2 separate regions of the Homo sapiens genome follow, and region 2 is linked to region 1. Evidence: chromatin loops called from intact Hi-C (ENCODE). Cell type or tissue: PC-9. All regions are shown on one strand.

Region 1 (8,000 bases):
CACACTTCCTCCATTTTTGAGTCCATAAAAACCCCCAGACTCAACCACATGGTACGACTGCCCGTCTGCAGGTAGTAGCTACCCACTTTGGGTCTCCTCTCTGCTGAGAGCTGTTCTGTGGCTCAATAAAACTCTTCCCTGCCTTGCTTACCCTCCAGTTGTTTGTGGAAACTCATTCTTCCTGGATGCTGGACAAGAATTCAGAACACACCGAATGGTGGGTGCGAAAAGGGCTGTAACACTTTCCTGGCCAGCTCCTTGAGCTGCGGACGATGACATGCTCCTGTTCATCAGACTGTGGCAGTGAACACTGGTGACGCTTCTGTGGGCCCAGACCTCAGGATTCCCCAAGCCAGAGCTGTAGCACTATAGCCCTCCTGCCCTCCGCTGGTGTTGGGCGGCTACCCCATGTGACGGGAAGCAGCAATGGGGCCAGGGCAGCCTGGGAGCTGTACGCCAGAGTGAGGCGGTGGGACTGAATGAGGCAAAGACATGCCTCCCCCCACGCCCGATCCGCCGAGCTGTGGGTGGTGGAAATGAGAGAGCTGCAGAGCGCCTCCACACCCACCCCTTGGGGCTCTGTGGTTGCTGGCATCTCCGAGTTTTCAGATGTCACCACATTCCCCTCATCCAGATGCTGGCACCCACAAGAGAAGCTGCTTGTGGTATGCCTAGTCCAGCTGTAGGCTTGCACGGAGCCTGGAGCTGCCTGCCCTGCCGCAGCAGCTGGGGTGTCTGGCTGTGTGCACTGGCTGGACCCCATGCTTAGTGGCGCACACACCCCTCGCTGCTCCATGCCTGGCTTGCCCTCAGTGGGCATGGGTCTGGGTCTGTAGCATGAGCCGAGCAGCACAGCCTGGCAGCCCAGGGGACAGAACAAGCCCAACGGGCATGAGTGAAACTCAAGCAGAGGCGCCGCCAGCCACAGAGGGTTCTGGCTGGTGAAGTGACACCCGAAGGATCCTGTGACACTAAGACAATCATCCAGGGAGGTTAAGTAGAGGTAAAATATATATATATATATATATATATATATATATATATATATACGTGTATATATATATATATATATACGTGTATATATATATATATATATACGTGTATATATATATATATATATATATATATATGTGACACTAAGACAATCATCCAGGGAGGTTAAGTAGAGGTAAAATATATATATATATATATATATATATATATATATATATATATATATATATATACGTGTATGTGTATATATATATACATATATATATACACATATATATATATATAAAGACGGAGTCTCTCTCTGTTGCCCAGGCTGGAGTGCAGTGGCGTGATCTCGGCTCACTGCAACCTCTGCCTCCCGGGTTCGAGCGATTCTCCTGCCTCAGACTCCCAAGTAGCTGGGACTACAGGCATGTGCCACCAGGCCTAATTTTTTTGTATTTTTAGTAGAGACGGGGTTTCACCGTGTTAGCCAGGATGGTCTCGATCTCCTGACCTCGTGATCCGCCTGCCTTGGCCTCCCAAAGTGCTGAGCTAACACACCCGGCCTTTAGTGGAGGTAATATTTTTTAAAGTGTTCTGTTTCTCTATTGCATTTATGGCTTTAGATAAGAACCTATCAAGTAGGGCCCAAGAGGCATCAAGAAGCCTAGAGATGCAGAATGAAGCATCTGGATCTCCTATGAGCTACATTAATTGGCCACTGCCCTACCCATTCCAATTCATAGTTATTATTATAAATGTAAATGATATCTAAGAGGTACCATAGTATAAAATGTATGGAAGATGATAAAAATCACACATTTATTCATTCAACACATTTTCTCTCTCTACTACATGTTGGATACTCCACTAGGAGCTGCACACACAGTGAGAAGACAATCTCTCCATACTCAAGGAATTCAGACTTGTGAGTGAGAGAAGTAAACAGGCAATTACAAAAAATGTGACACCACAATGTTAGTAAATGGCAGTGTCAGGGATCAGGCCCAGGCAGTGTGCTCCAGGTGCTTAGGCATTTGGATGCTCTCTCACAACTCACTAAAGCATCACACATATTATTTTCCCACTTACAATGGCACCAATAACCTAAATCTATGTAGCACTGACCTTCTTTTAAACACATTACTGATTGAATTCCCATATAGGTGCTGTAGATTGGTATTACTTCCGTTTTATAGCTAAGGCTCGAGGAAGTTAGGCTTCCTGTGAAAGGCCACATAGCTAGTGAGAAGCAGGTCTGGAATCTGTTCCTGTGTCTCATTCCAAAGCCCATGCTCTTTTAATGACACAGGGCAGTTTCTTACAATTAATAAGCATGTAGGGTTTGATAAAGTACTTTTACGTGTTCCAGATCTTTTAACCTTCCTGGCAATTCTGTGAGGTAACTATCTCAAATGACAGGTAAGAAAATCAAGGCTCAGGATGGTGAGGGATAGGACCTATTTATATGGGTGACAACCTACGTACATGGTTGATAAAGCCAAAGGCTTAAAACTAGGTGCCAAAGCAGGCTTAAAATCAGCGCCTTCTCTGTAGACAGATGCAGTCTACATCTGTAGATATAACGCTTACAGATAATTATTGCAGCCATGTAATAACTGTTCACTAACTTTCTTGAGTGGGAAGGGGTATATAAGATTAACTGCTTTGACTGGCAGATGGATCGTGGGGAGCTGGCTAAGGCTTACTTTCTTATCAGTAGTTGCTTTTACCCTCCTCCCAAAGAGAAAGGTACACACTATGTTTTTCAAAATCATTGATCATTCTATTATGGTTAACAGTGCTATTACATCACTACACAGGCACTTAGGGTGGAGAAAAATGAATGTGGAGATTTGAAGGTTATAGGCTAAAATGTGAATCCCAGGGTCCTAGAATAAAAGCCACATATCTCCAAATGTGCTGATATCTTTAGAATTGAGATAATCAATTCTCCCTGCCTGATAAATGGAAGACATACAGACATGGGCGTGTGTACATCTTTTCATTTCTCGATAGAAGAAATCTGACAGGGTACCTGCTGTAATATAGAGGTACAGTTGAAATCTGCTGTGGAACTAAGTTCGTTTTCTGGTTTAGATTAGTAGATTATTCCAGGAAGGTTGGTTCAGGAGGACTGAGAGAGTATAAAGCAGCAGAGGTGCTCTACTGATTGTCTGGGGTAAGCCGTACATGAAAAACAACTGTCCACTTCTCTTTGCTGATAAAAAAAATATATATATTTATATATATATTTATATATATATATATTTATATATATATATTTATATATATTTATATATATATTTATATATATTTAGATATATTTAGATATATTTAGATATATTTAGATATATATATATTTAGATATATATATAGCCTTAGGAATAGAGAAGCCATTATAATCCAATAATCAGCTAGAGGGCAGCACTGTGTCATCTACTTGCTGCAAATGAGAAAGACATGAAGACAATATGAGAATCATAAAAAGTAGGGATGATATACTGCACAAGTCTCTAGCTGATGATCTAGATCATAAAGTGTCTTCCTTTTTTTAATTAATGCCAACAGGCAAGTTTTTTTTTTTATTGGCTTCTAGGGAATAAGGAAAAGGGATGGTGAGGAGGATACACCCAAGCAGATGAAATGGCTAAGAGGGACTATTTGAAGGTAGGGCTGGAGTGGGAGTTAGGAGGGCTCAAAAGTTTAAAGTGCCTTGGGGTCCCACACAGCCTCTCAATTTTGCTGATGGCTGTGCTTGTGTTTTAAAAATAAAATATCTGCTGAGTGGATTAAAGGAGTGAATTGAATTCCCGAGGCTCCGATTACTTTTCCCTTTGCCAGTTTTTATCAGCAACGATCAGTAAGACTGTCAGATCTGATGTAAGCTGCCTTCCTCTTGCACTCTTCTTTAGCTTCACAGCATGTGAAGCACAGGATTAAAATGTATGTGTGTGTGTGTGTGTGTGTGTGTGTGTGTGTGTGTGTGTGCTCTTTCAACAACTGAGCCCAGTTGAGAAGAATGCTAAAGAAAATTCCCTAGGAATCGGAGGACCAATAAGAGGTGGCAAGCATGTGCAAGAGAACACCATCCTTGGTCTCGAAGGTATGGCCCTCCATCAGTCCCCAGAGTCCGTCATTCCCAGCTCTACCCCAGCCTCACCCTGAGGAACAGGGAGCTGGACAGCTCGTGTCTGCAGAGGCATGTGTAAAGTGATGCTACTGATGTGTTATTATAAGGCCTCTCCCCACAGCCAAATGGGCTGGACCTTTTGACACACTCCCTCTCTCCCTGTGCACACTGATGCCCTGATGAGGCAGGTGCCTGCCAGTTCCTGGTTGAGGTTGTTTCCTCTGGGCACCACATCCACTTGGAGGTTAAACACTGCCTCCAGAGGGCAAATGGAAACAGTCAATGTTTTTGACTCACCCCGCCCCCTAGGGACTATAAACTGCTGAAACCTTGTTCGTGAATACTCTGTGCCCACAAATATGCCAGCCAAAGAATGCACCTAGAATGAGGGCACAGCACAAACAGGCTGCTCGGCTTACAGGAACCAGCAAGTTCTTCTCGGGTTTAATCTGTCCAGAAGAGGGGGGAAATGTCTCTAGAATAGGATCACTATAGAGACATTCCTCAGAGATGAATACAAACATGAGCATGGGGAAGGGCTCAATAAACACTGGCTAACTGTATCACACTGAAGCAGGACGTCTCCCCACTGGCAATGGTTGGGAATGGTTTCCCAGTTCTCAGGTGTGCCTAAGCTACTTAGATATTAGGGCAAAGAAAGATTTTCTTTCCCTATAAAATAGATAGAGGTGGCGATAGTCAAAAACTGATGAGATACTGACAATACGAATATTGAAACCAGGTGCAGTGGTGCATGCCTGTAGTCTCAGCTACTCAAGAAGTTGAGGTGGGAGGATTGCTTGAGCCTACAAGTTCAAGACCAGCCTGGGCAACATAATGAGACCCTCTCTCCATGACTCTAAAAAGTTGTGTGTGTGTGTGTGTGTGTGTGTGTGTGTGTGTGTGTGTGTGTGTGTGTGTTAAAGAGAGAGAGAGAGAGAGACAGAAAGAGAGGGAGAGAGAAAGAGAGGGCGAGGGACAGACAAACAGAAAGAAACAAAGAAAGAAACAGATGGTAACAGAGCCCAGCCAACTACATGAAGCAGGTATTCCATCTAGTGAATAAGCACATAGTTACCCTCCATGTCATGCTAAAGAATGGCATTGTTCCAAAGAAGCTGGAGACGACCTCGATTGCTTAAACCACAGTCAAAATGCACTTAACTGGTACTTCTCTACCTTAGGCTACAGCCATTTACTGGATTCTGAACATTAGGAGCAAAAAGACAGGTAATTGACTAAATCCGGCTTCCAGTAACTTACTCCATGTCAGATTCTGCCAGGCCTTCAAGGAATACTTGACAGCAGAGATGCCCGATTGTGCATTTATTTATTGTTTTGTTTTTTGTTACTCTTTGGTCCCTAGATCATTGTGAAAGTAAGCAATAAATGTGCTTTGTGTGAATTTTAAGGATGGATTTTAAGTGGCAGCAAATGTTGCTATTCCTTTCCCTTAGAAAAAAATGTTTTTTATCAAACAAGACTCTATAAGCTTTTACTTGTTCCCCAATCTCCACCCCAAGGACAGGAGTCAGGAAAATGCTATGCTTATTTTTTTAAAAGCGGGGGAAAGGATTTTAGAAACTATTGATTAAACTTCAATCATCCCTTGGGTTATGAATATTTAGACAAAGAAATGTTAACTAAGAGCCATTATACATTCACCTAGATATTATGCTAATTTTCTTTTCTTTTCCTACAGGATTAGCAGACTAAGAGACCTATATGTGTTGAATTATCTCATGGGCTATCCTTGCAGTAAAAATATGAGGAAATGAAAATTCATGTAGTCAAATATTAGCAGGTGGTTGAAAAGCTATCCTGAGAAAAGGTCGCTTAATGGATTCTTTCAACTAAAGGGATACTTGTAACAGACTATAGTCCTTAGAAATGACCTATATATGTAATCCCAGCTACTCGGGAGGCTGAGGCAGGAGAATGGCTTGAACCCGGGAGGCAGAGGTTGAGGTGAGCAGAGATTGCACCACTGCATTCCAGCCTGGGTGACAGAGCAAGACTCCGTCTCAAAAAAAAAAAAAAATGCTCTATACAATGACTTTATTGCCAACTTTGAATAAAAAATTTATTTATTAAACTTAAAACCCAAAAGCTGAGACTGCTTTAGTATTACTAACGACAAAGTCAGGATTCAACATTATTCTAATAAGGCTTGAGAACAAAATTATAAAATTTAAGAGCAACAAATGTTTTTCACTGAGATTCCAAATTACTGGTTTTGTCAAGATTATAAGAAAATTTTAAAAGATCTGGGTATTTTAATTTGCCAAAAATAAGTTTGTATGAGAAGTTTGACTAGGTTCTTAGAAAAACAATGGCGACAACCAAAAATCCTGGGCTGGACTAACAGCAGTATAATGTAGTATGATGACTCGTGGGAAGATCAAATCAACTGGAATGAACTGTTGAAGTTTGTGACACTCTCCTGCTTAAAATCTTCCAATGGCCACCTACTATGCTTACAAACTATACTTACCTGAGCCATGGTAACACAGCTATGATGCCTTAAATACGCTGGCTGCTGCCTTCCTCTCTGATATTGCTGAAGTGACTCTCCTCTTCTCTTGCTCTACTTTCCACATGACCTCTCTTTCTTTTGACAAGACTCATGTTCACCATAGAGCCTGCCATGCACCACTCCCTCTGGCTGTAATGTGCTGCCCACAGATCTTCATTCACTCCCTGGCTCCTCTGTATTATTCAGGAACAGCTCAAATGGCACCTTCTGAGATGCTTTCCCCATCACTGATCAAAACATGCCACCCTGGCAGGGCCAGTGGCTCACACCTGTAGTCCCAGCACTTTGGGAGGCCAAGACAGGAAGACGGGTTGAGCTCAGGAGTTCGAGACCAGCTGGGGTAACATAGCAAGGCCCTGTCTCTATTTATAAACAAAATAAAAAACATACCACCTCTCTGCAAATATTTTCTATCATATTATCTGATCTTATTTTCTTTGTAACATTTTTGACTACTAGAGACCATCTTGCTTATTTATGTGTTTCCTGGTTTACTTGATTTTTCCACTACAAGACTAGAAGCTCCATGAAATATCCGACTTTGCCTGCCTTCTTGTCTGCTGTATCCCCAGCCTCCAGAATAGTGCCCAAAGGAGAACAGTGGCTCCAGAAGTATTTGTTGAATAAAAAGTTAAACATGTGTGCTTGACAGATCACAGCTGACTGTGTTTAATTCTAGTTATCTTATTTTGAGAGGGACACTGGACATTTTCCAGGGGAAAGTAACCAGGATGTTGAGAATTCTAGAAACTTCCTCATATGAGGAAGAATTGAATAAGCTAGGAAGAGTCAATCTAAAGAAGAGAAGGTGAACAGGAAACATGATAGTCATCTTGCAGAAAAGAAAGCAAACTTGTTTTGCCAATATTCCAGATGGCAAAACTAGAAGGAATGAGTAAATTACAGGGAAACAGATTTTTGGTTCAATTATAAGGAAAATCTTTGTTAAAAAAGGAAAGGAGGCCAGTCATGGAGTGGAATGACTTTTGGAATGGGAAGTTTCCTGCTAAGGTCTGTATTCAGCAGAGGCCGGATGACCATCTGTTGGAGTGATATAAAATGGATTTTGACATGGGTGTGTGTGTGTGTGGGGGGGTAACCTAGATAACCTTTAAGCCCTCTCATGTCTGAACGTATGATTCTATAAGACTGTTCATACATAAATACGGCATTTCCCAAAGAGAAATGGAATATTAGGTCCCTGTGACATTCTCGTGGAAAAAAAATCATTTGGGAAATACTATATACTATATCCTGTTTGGTGATGTGCTACCACTAAAAAAAAAGAAAAAACAAAAAACAAACTTATTTAATACTGAACCAATTTTTTCCAAACCTACTTGGAAATGAATCAGT
Region 2 (8,000 bases), 360 kb after region 1:
TGTTGGGAGAATTCTGTTCCTTTTGGTTGTAGGATGGAGGTCCTATTTTTCTGTTGGCTGTTAGACAGAGATGACCCCAGGTCCTTACAACATGGCCTAATCTATTCACAAGAATTACTACTTTGAGGCTAACAGAAGAGCACCTTCTGCTGCTTTTTGTCTCTTTTAAGGGTTCAAATGTCATGTGAGGCCCAACCAGGGTAATCTCCCTTTTGATTGACTCAAATTTAAATTATTAGGGATTTTAATCACACTTGCAAAATCCATTCAGTGTTGCCATATAAAAAACTAACCCCGAGAGTGACAGTCTGTCAGAATCATGGATACCACCCAAAGGGGAAAAATTATAAATACATGGGCATGGGTCTGGTCATTGGGGTCATTCTAGAATTCTGCCTACTACCAGTGGGAATATCAGTAAGAAACATGCAATAAAAAGATCATTCAAAATAGAAAACCACTGGCCAAAAAATTACAAAAAGTTGAAAGAGAGGAGATACCTTTATCTTCCACCTCGAAGGTGCGAAGAAATATGGTAGGTGATTTCTAGTAAGAAAAGCCGCTAAAGAATTCTGGGTAGAAACTGTATGAACATGATCAGGACTTCTTCTAGAAGGAATACAAGATCACTGAACTATGAAAAACTATATTGGCTGGGTGCAGTGGCTCAAGCCTATAACCCCAGTGCTTTGGGAAGCTGAGGCAGGAGGACTGTTTGAGGCCAGGAGCTTGAGACCAGCCTCAGCAAAAAAGTGAGACCTTGTCTCAATAAAAAAGCTAAAATTGGCCAGGTGTGATGGTGCATGCGGTGGTGCACACCTGTGTTCCTAGCTACTTGGGAGGCTAAGGCAGGAAGATCACCTGATGTCCAGGAGATCAAGGCTGCAGTGAGTTATGATCACACCGGTGCACTGCACTCCAGCCTGGGGGACAGAGCAAGACCGCATCTCAAAAAAAACCAACAACAACAACAAAAAATGCTGTACTGTAAATCAGTAAATTGGCAGATAGTCTGTATAGCAAATAATCATATCCAGAAATTCCTGCCAGTATGGGGGCAGGGGAAGAGTAGCAGAAGTAAGGAAAGCTTAGACTCTTTTTCTTTAAAAAAAAAGAAGGTATACTACACACTCAAGAGAATGGTAAAAATTTGAGCCCATAAAAATACATTAGTGAGAATGTAAAGCAACTGATATTGTCATACAATTTCTTATCAATTTCTATAATGGTAAAATCCTTGTATCTCCTAAAGCCAAACACATGCCTATGTTATGAACCAACAATTCCATTCCTAGGTATATTCCCACGAGAAATTAGTGCATTTGTAATACAACTGTTCATAGGAGAATTATCTATAGTAGCCCCAAAGTGGAAACGATGAAAGTCCATTAAAAGGTGAATGAATGAATTGTCCTATAGTCATAGAATAAAATACTATGCAATAATAAAAACTGATATGCAAATCCACAAGAATGAATGTGCCAGACATTTTGTTGAGTTACAGAAGCCAGAAACACAAAACAGAGTATGATTCTATTTATTTAAAGAATAGGTAAAACTAAGAGATAGAGTTAGAAATCAGAATAGTGTTGACCCTCAGGGAGTGTTAAGAAGCATAGGAAATCTTCTGGGTGGTAGTTATATGGGAATACATATGTGCAAGAATTTAGCTGTACATTTAAGATGAGTGCACATTACACACTTCACTGCAGGTACATTCACCTCAATAATAAGTGAAATCTAATTAAAGTGTAATAATAATATTAATAAATAAACTAAGGTTAAAAAAGGGGAGAAAGAACAGAAAAGATTCAGTGTACAGGCATCTAAAACTCCAGTGTTACGCACAATTTTTTTTTTTTTATTGGAGACAGTTTCGCTCTTGTCACCCAGGCTGGAGTGCAATGGCGTGATCTCAGCTCACTGCAATCTCCGTTTCCCAGCCTCAAGCGATTCTCCTGCCTCAGCCTCCCTAGTAGCTGGGATTACAGATATGTGCCACTATACTCAACTAATTTTATATTCACCATGTTGGCCAGGTTGGTCTCGAACTCCTGATCTCACGTGATCTGCCCAGCTCGGCCTCCCACTGTGCTGGGATTACAGGCGTGAGCCACCATGCCACGCCCAATTTTTTTAATATAATGTATATTATTATTACTTCTAAAAGTATTATAGGAACTACAAATTTCAAAGTGTAAAATGCAACAAATATGGCTAATAACTAAACAGAAACCATCTAAAACAGATAGAAAAGTAGACGTTACTTAAAAAGAGCTAATTATTCCTCTTGGGCATTATACTTGCCTAAAAAATGTCCTGGAAGTGACAGTAAAAAGAAGATCATACTGATTATAATTTGGGGATGACAAAGGATTTCAATTGGTTAGAATAAGTTAGACCAAATTCTGTATCTATTTTAGGGCAACTACATCTATTGTGTTAGGGTGAATACCATAATTTAGAAATGATAGTCAACCACTCAATTTACATGTTAAAGAATTCTTATGGAAAAAGTTCTTGTCTTGAGAAATTTTAAAAAATGATTCATGACATATTTAAGTGGATATGGAGTTAATGGTCCTCAATAACATTCCTATAATCTAGAAATGGTAGATAATCATAAATGAGCGAATGATTCATCCCATCAATTGCCTTGCTTTTATCAGTCCTCTTTCAGCAGACATGCTGTGGGGAATGATATCCATAAACAATTTATTGCTTGCTTTCTAAGCCAAGTCAAAAATTTCCCTTTCAGATCAGCTGTAACCTTTTTTTTTCAAACTTTGTTTCTGTGATGGTTACCTTTATATGTCAACTTGACTGTGCTAGGGACGCTCACAGAGCTAGTAAAGCATTATTTCTGAGTGTGTCTATAAGGGTACTTCTGAAGAGGTCAGCTTTCCAATCTGTAGATAGACTTGAAGAAAGAAGCTCTCCCTCACCAACGTATTACCCAATCCGTTAAAGGATTACAACTGCATTTTTATTTTTGTTTTCACAAGCAGCAAGAAAGTGATGTCAAACTGGAGGCAAGAGGAAGGCAAAACAATAATGTACATAAAACAATGCCAAATTTTCAGCTGCCATTAATTCATAAATAGAAGGGCTGTCCTTTCCCTTTTAACCTCTTTACTAGCCATATTCCAACCGTCCTAAATTATTTGTGTAGTAAAATTTAGAGTTCGTGCCACTGCAGACCAAATGGTTTTGAAGAAAAATGGCCACGTTCATCATGGCCATTAATATTTATCTCTGGGGTGAATATAGGCCAGAAAGACAAATTCACTAAAGGTCACCAAGTGTGGCCCTCTTAGTTAGAGGTATATGTGAATCACAACTACATTCTCAAAATGGATGTCACTTAACATTACAAGATTGGGACAATCTCTGAGGTAAACACATTTTCTCAACAGTCTAGAAAGACTTCTGTCAGAGAAGAAAACAGGAAAAATGGGGGTGGGGGGAGGAGTTTCTAGGGACCATTCTAAGAGATACTACTAGAACTTACTTGTTCACTAACAGGCTTATTGGTTCATTAATTTAAAAAAACATTTACTGAGTGCCTCCTATGTGTGACGAATGATGCCAGGTGCTACAGGTTACGGGTAAAATAATAGTTGTTAACATTTATCTGTACTTAATATGTGCCAGGCACAGTTTTTTGTTTTGTTTTGCTTTGAGACAGAGTATCGCTTTGTCGCCCAGGCCGGAGTGCAATGGTGCAATCTTGGCTCACTGCAACCTCTGCCTCCTGGGTTCACGTAATTCTCCTGCCTCAGCCTCCTGAGTAGCTGGGACTAGAGGCGTGTGCCACCATGTCCAGCTAATTTTTTAGTAGAGTTCAGTATTTTTAGTAGAGACAGGACTTCACCATGTTGGCCAGGTTGGTCTCAAACTGCTGACCTCAGGTGATCCACCCACCTCGGCCTCCCAAAGTGCTGGGATTACAGGCATGAGTCACCGTGCCAGGCCCAAGGCACAGTTTTAAACATTTTACATGTGTTAACTCATTTCGTCATCACTATGGCCCTATGAGGTTAGGTATATTATATTCACAGTTTAAGAAAATGAATGTGACACATAGAAGGAGTTACTGTGCCCAAAGTCACCTAGGTAGTAAGCCCAATTCCAGAGACCCACCACTCCGAACCTCTAACTAGTCCCCAGACTCTGCTGTGAGGAACATATAGTGGGCCAGTGACTGATAATCCAAGAACCTAGAGCTTTGGAGATAAATGAGATTCCAAAAAAAAAAATCACTTACCTTCTTCCTTTTACAACTGAGAAAACTGGTTAAGTGACTTGCACAAAGTCAGAGCAAGTTATCAAGAGACATCGCTAATAGTTTGATTTTAATAATAAAAATACAGGGTACATCAAGGAATAAAAATTAAAGAATTCATATTCTTAAGAGACTAAAGTGGGCACTAAAACTAATACATCAACGAAAGCCTAGAAAAAAAAGAAAGTAGTATTTGCAATTAAAAAATAAAAAGAGGAAAAGGGATGGAAGAAAACCGTAACTCCATTACTCTGAACTTGAGAAGAGGAATGGTTATGAGTAATCACAAACTGCTGAAAGCCTTACACTTGAGGGAAAGATAAAAGATTAGACTATGTAGTAAAATTATATTGGGCTAGATTAGATTAGACAGAACTAAACACAACCAAAAGAGAACCATAAAAGCATACATAATGAAATGCTATCTTTACCCCTATCTAACACTCCATAAAAACTACTCCTCTTTTTATATTTCCTGTCTTAACAAATGACATCATTACCTACCCAAGACACCAAAATACATCTCTTCTTGCTGAAACACCACACAGAATGAGTCACCATGTCCAACTGATTGTACCTCCAAAATAGGTTCTGGGTCACTTCCCACCTCACCTAAGAATTCTTCTATGAGCTCTCACCTGAAATAACAAAACTTGCCTCTTTGTCTACACTCTCATTCCACTCAATTCATTCTCCACACAGTCATCAGAAAACATTTTCTAAAATGCACATTTCATTATGCGACTCTCCTACTTTAAACCTTTGGAGGACTCCTTATCACCCGCAGGACAAAAACCGAACCTTCTTGCTATGGCATACCAGGTCTTTTGAGATCTGCCTACCAGTCTTCCATGTCTATGTTCAATCTTCCCCATACACTTTATGCTTAACCACAATAAAATATTTCCAGTTCCATGAGATTCTCAAACATCTGTGTGTTCATCCACATCTTCTCCCTACTTGCCGCGAGTTCCCTTCCTTTGTTCAGTGTGGTCAACTCATCTTACCAGTTCGGCGTAAGAATTCCACCTTTGTAATACCTCCTATGACTTCCCTTGAAAATGTTAAGTGTTTTCTCTTCTGTACTCCCCAAAGTACTTCTAATATTCACTGAAACTGTGACTGTTTGCATGTCTTATCTTCTACAGCATCTAGAACCCCTCTGCACGCAGAAAATGTTCCAGGAACAGGCCCCAGAATATAGTTGGCCTAGAAATGTTGACTGTACACCATAACCTCCAGTGTGTCAACTGATATGACAGCCCTAAGAACTAACCAGCATTAACTTCATTACACAGATGAATAACCTAGAGCTCAGAAAAGTAAAGTGCCTTGCCTAGAAAAGCTAGGATGAGTAACAGGTGATCCTTCTACTAAACCCCAAGCTACTCAAAGCCCAAACAGAGCTGCACCAATATTCCACATATGAACATCACTAACCAACTGAACAGGATATGTAAATGAGTTAGCTGGTGCTGAAATCAGACATTAATGTGCAAACAAACAGGGACTTATTTGAGCTAAGTGGGCATGAATATGCAAATTACTGGCTGCAATTCAGTAGATGTCATCACAATTCTAGGAATGAACATCCTATATTATGACTATTACAATATTCATGTCGCATTCATACATACTATCATATATTACTGTAATATGGGCTTTTCCAGTTTAAAATTGTGGAGAAGCCAAAAGTAACTTAATGCATATTTTCATCCACACCAAAATTACAAGCTGGAAATCAGATGTGAGCACACAGAGCTCTGCAATCTCCATATAGAACCAGGCTGCCATCATGATCACTTGCAGTTCAAGCTGAACATTCTATTTTTAACGCAAGGTACTTTAGAAATAGGTTGTGCCGTGGGCCCTACCAATATTTCCAGCCTCAGCTACCATGCAGAGTCTAATATAATATGCTATAATAAGTGCATTTAAAACAAAGTTATTTTTTCCTATAGAATTTTTAATAATAAAGCTGCATAGCTACAACACTTGAACAATACTCGGAAAATCCTGTATGTGATTACATTTATTCTTTGCTCAGGTATAATAATGACCTTTATTTTCCCATATCACCAGTACACCATTGGTTCTTATCAATTCTTAATCTCTTACTAGGATGAACAATGGCCAAAGCCATTCATAATAGCTTTGATGTACTTTCATCTGACTCCTGAAAGTAACAAATTATAATCAGTAAAAATCTGTATATATAAACTGAGTTCCTTAATTAGTAGAAAAATATCCGATTCATGTTGTGAAACTCTGATGAGAGAAGAGCCTATACTCTCATACTTTCATACATTTACCCATACTGTGCCTGATGCCTGAAATGCTTGCCTCAATTTCTTTACCTGGAAAACTTCTCTTCATCTGTTATAACCGAGTTTAAGCTTTAAATACTTATAGATGCCTCCCTGCCTTTCCCAGAACTTGTATATGCATCCCAGTTGTCTATATACATACACACAACTCCGTGATAGTGTGTATCACAGAGCTGTGATCACTTGTGTTCCTGCTGAATTAACTGGGATATAAGTAGGGCTGCATGTAACATGAATCAAAACACTAGTGAATTAACAAGTCAGAGTTTACTCATCTCTCATGCAGAAGTCCGGGATGATGCGGTGACTCTGGTCCAGGAAGTTACTGAGGTATGGCACTACACAGTATCAGAAACCCAGGCCCCCTCTGTCTTGTTGTTGTAGCTTTCCTTCAGTGCTGCCTCACCTGCATGGTCTAGGAGGACTTACCACATTCCATTCATATCCACACCTTCACACACAGGCTGGGCTGGGAGAGAAAGACAGCCTCTTTCTTCCCAATAAGAGAATGACCCAAAGTTACACACATTACTTTCAATCACATCCTATTAGCCAGAATTAAATTACACGTCCATGTTGGCTGCAAGGCAAGTTAGAAATGTTCCTATTTTGGGTGGCCCTGTGACTAGCGAAATATCAGGGACTCTATGAATTTGGAGGAAAGGGAGAACAAATGCTGGGAGGCAGGTGACCATATAAGTGACACATTTATGGTCCCTTTCTTTTCTTTTGGCCTTCAAAGGCAGTCCTGTTCATTATTTTATCCTGAGGGCCTAGTGAAGTATCCAGCACAAGTAAACATACAATAAACCTATACAGGATTAACAAATAAACAGAAAGTCCCTTAACACAGGAAACAAAAGTATAATCGCTGCTGACTCCAATTAATGTTAGGTGTCTGACATCCCAGATGGAGGATGATGGAGGGAGCAGGTAAGTTGGGAGGAAACTCTTCTAACCACAAAGATGCCTTCTCATGGACGACTTAAGGTACAGTACTCGTTCAGGGGTAGTTCACAGCTTTGGCACATACCAGGAGTTGCAACAAAAGTGCTGCTGTCCAGAAAACTCCACATTTGTTCTCGATTTCTAAACAGGAACATTAAACTACATACATGGTTTTGTCTCTAAAGCTTTAAGAGGCTTCTTAAAAAATTGTTTATATCTGTACATTTTATGAAATGTATGAGTGCATATGACATTTGTACAGTTTTTAAAAGAATAAAACAACAGTATTTCTGTAACAGCTTAAGAAAGAGAACATTACTAGGATCTTTGAATCCCCACGAGATCCTCTCTTTGGTTACAACCCTCCTCCATCCTCTCCAGAGGTGATGTTTTCCTTGACTTTTATATTTATGCCCTTACCTTCTTCATTTTTTTATCAC

What was found. A loop is a pair of places that touch in the nucleus more often than their neighbours do. Peaks named below come from ENCODE experiments on the same cell type or tissue, not always from the same donor. Only the 100,000 strongest peaks of a DNase experiment are listed, where the experiment ranks them.
Region 2: it touches region 1 in a loop (5-fold over the local background); 3 of 110 quality-filtered maps call a loop at or near these places.

The regions. Positions count from the first base shown.
Region 1 is chr7:133,850,375-133,858,374 of GRCh38, reverse strand. The region is part of intron 11 of EXOC4 (exocyst complex component 4); the gene reads right to left. Among named protein-coding and RNA genes, the nearest start is that of LRGUK, 270 kb to the left of the region's middle. In PC-9, CTCF peaks have their summits at 3,442 and 4,391; DNase peaks (open chromatin) are centred at 4,484 and 5,184; H3K27ac peaks cover 494 bases.
Region 2 is chr7:133,489,118-133,497,117 of GRCh38, reverse strand. All of the region lies in intron 9 of EXOC4 (exocyst complex component 4), which reads right to left. Among named protein-coding and RNA genes, the nearest start is that of MIR6133, 200 kb to the right of the region's middle. In PC-9, no CTCF peak of the experiment used is centred here; a DNase peak (open chromatin) is centred at 4,897.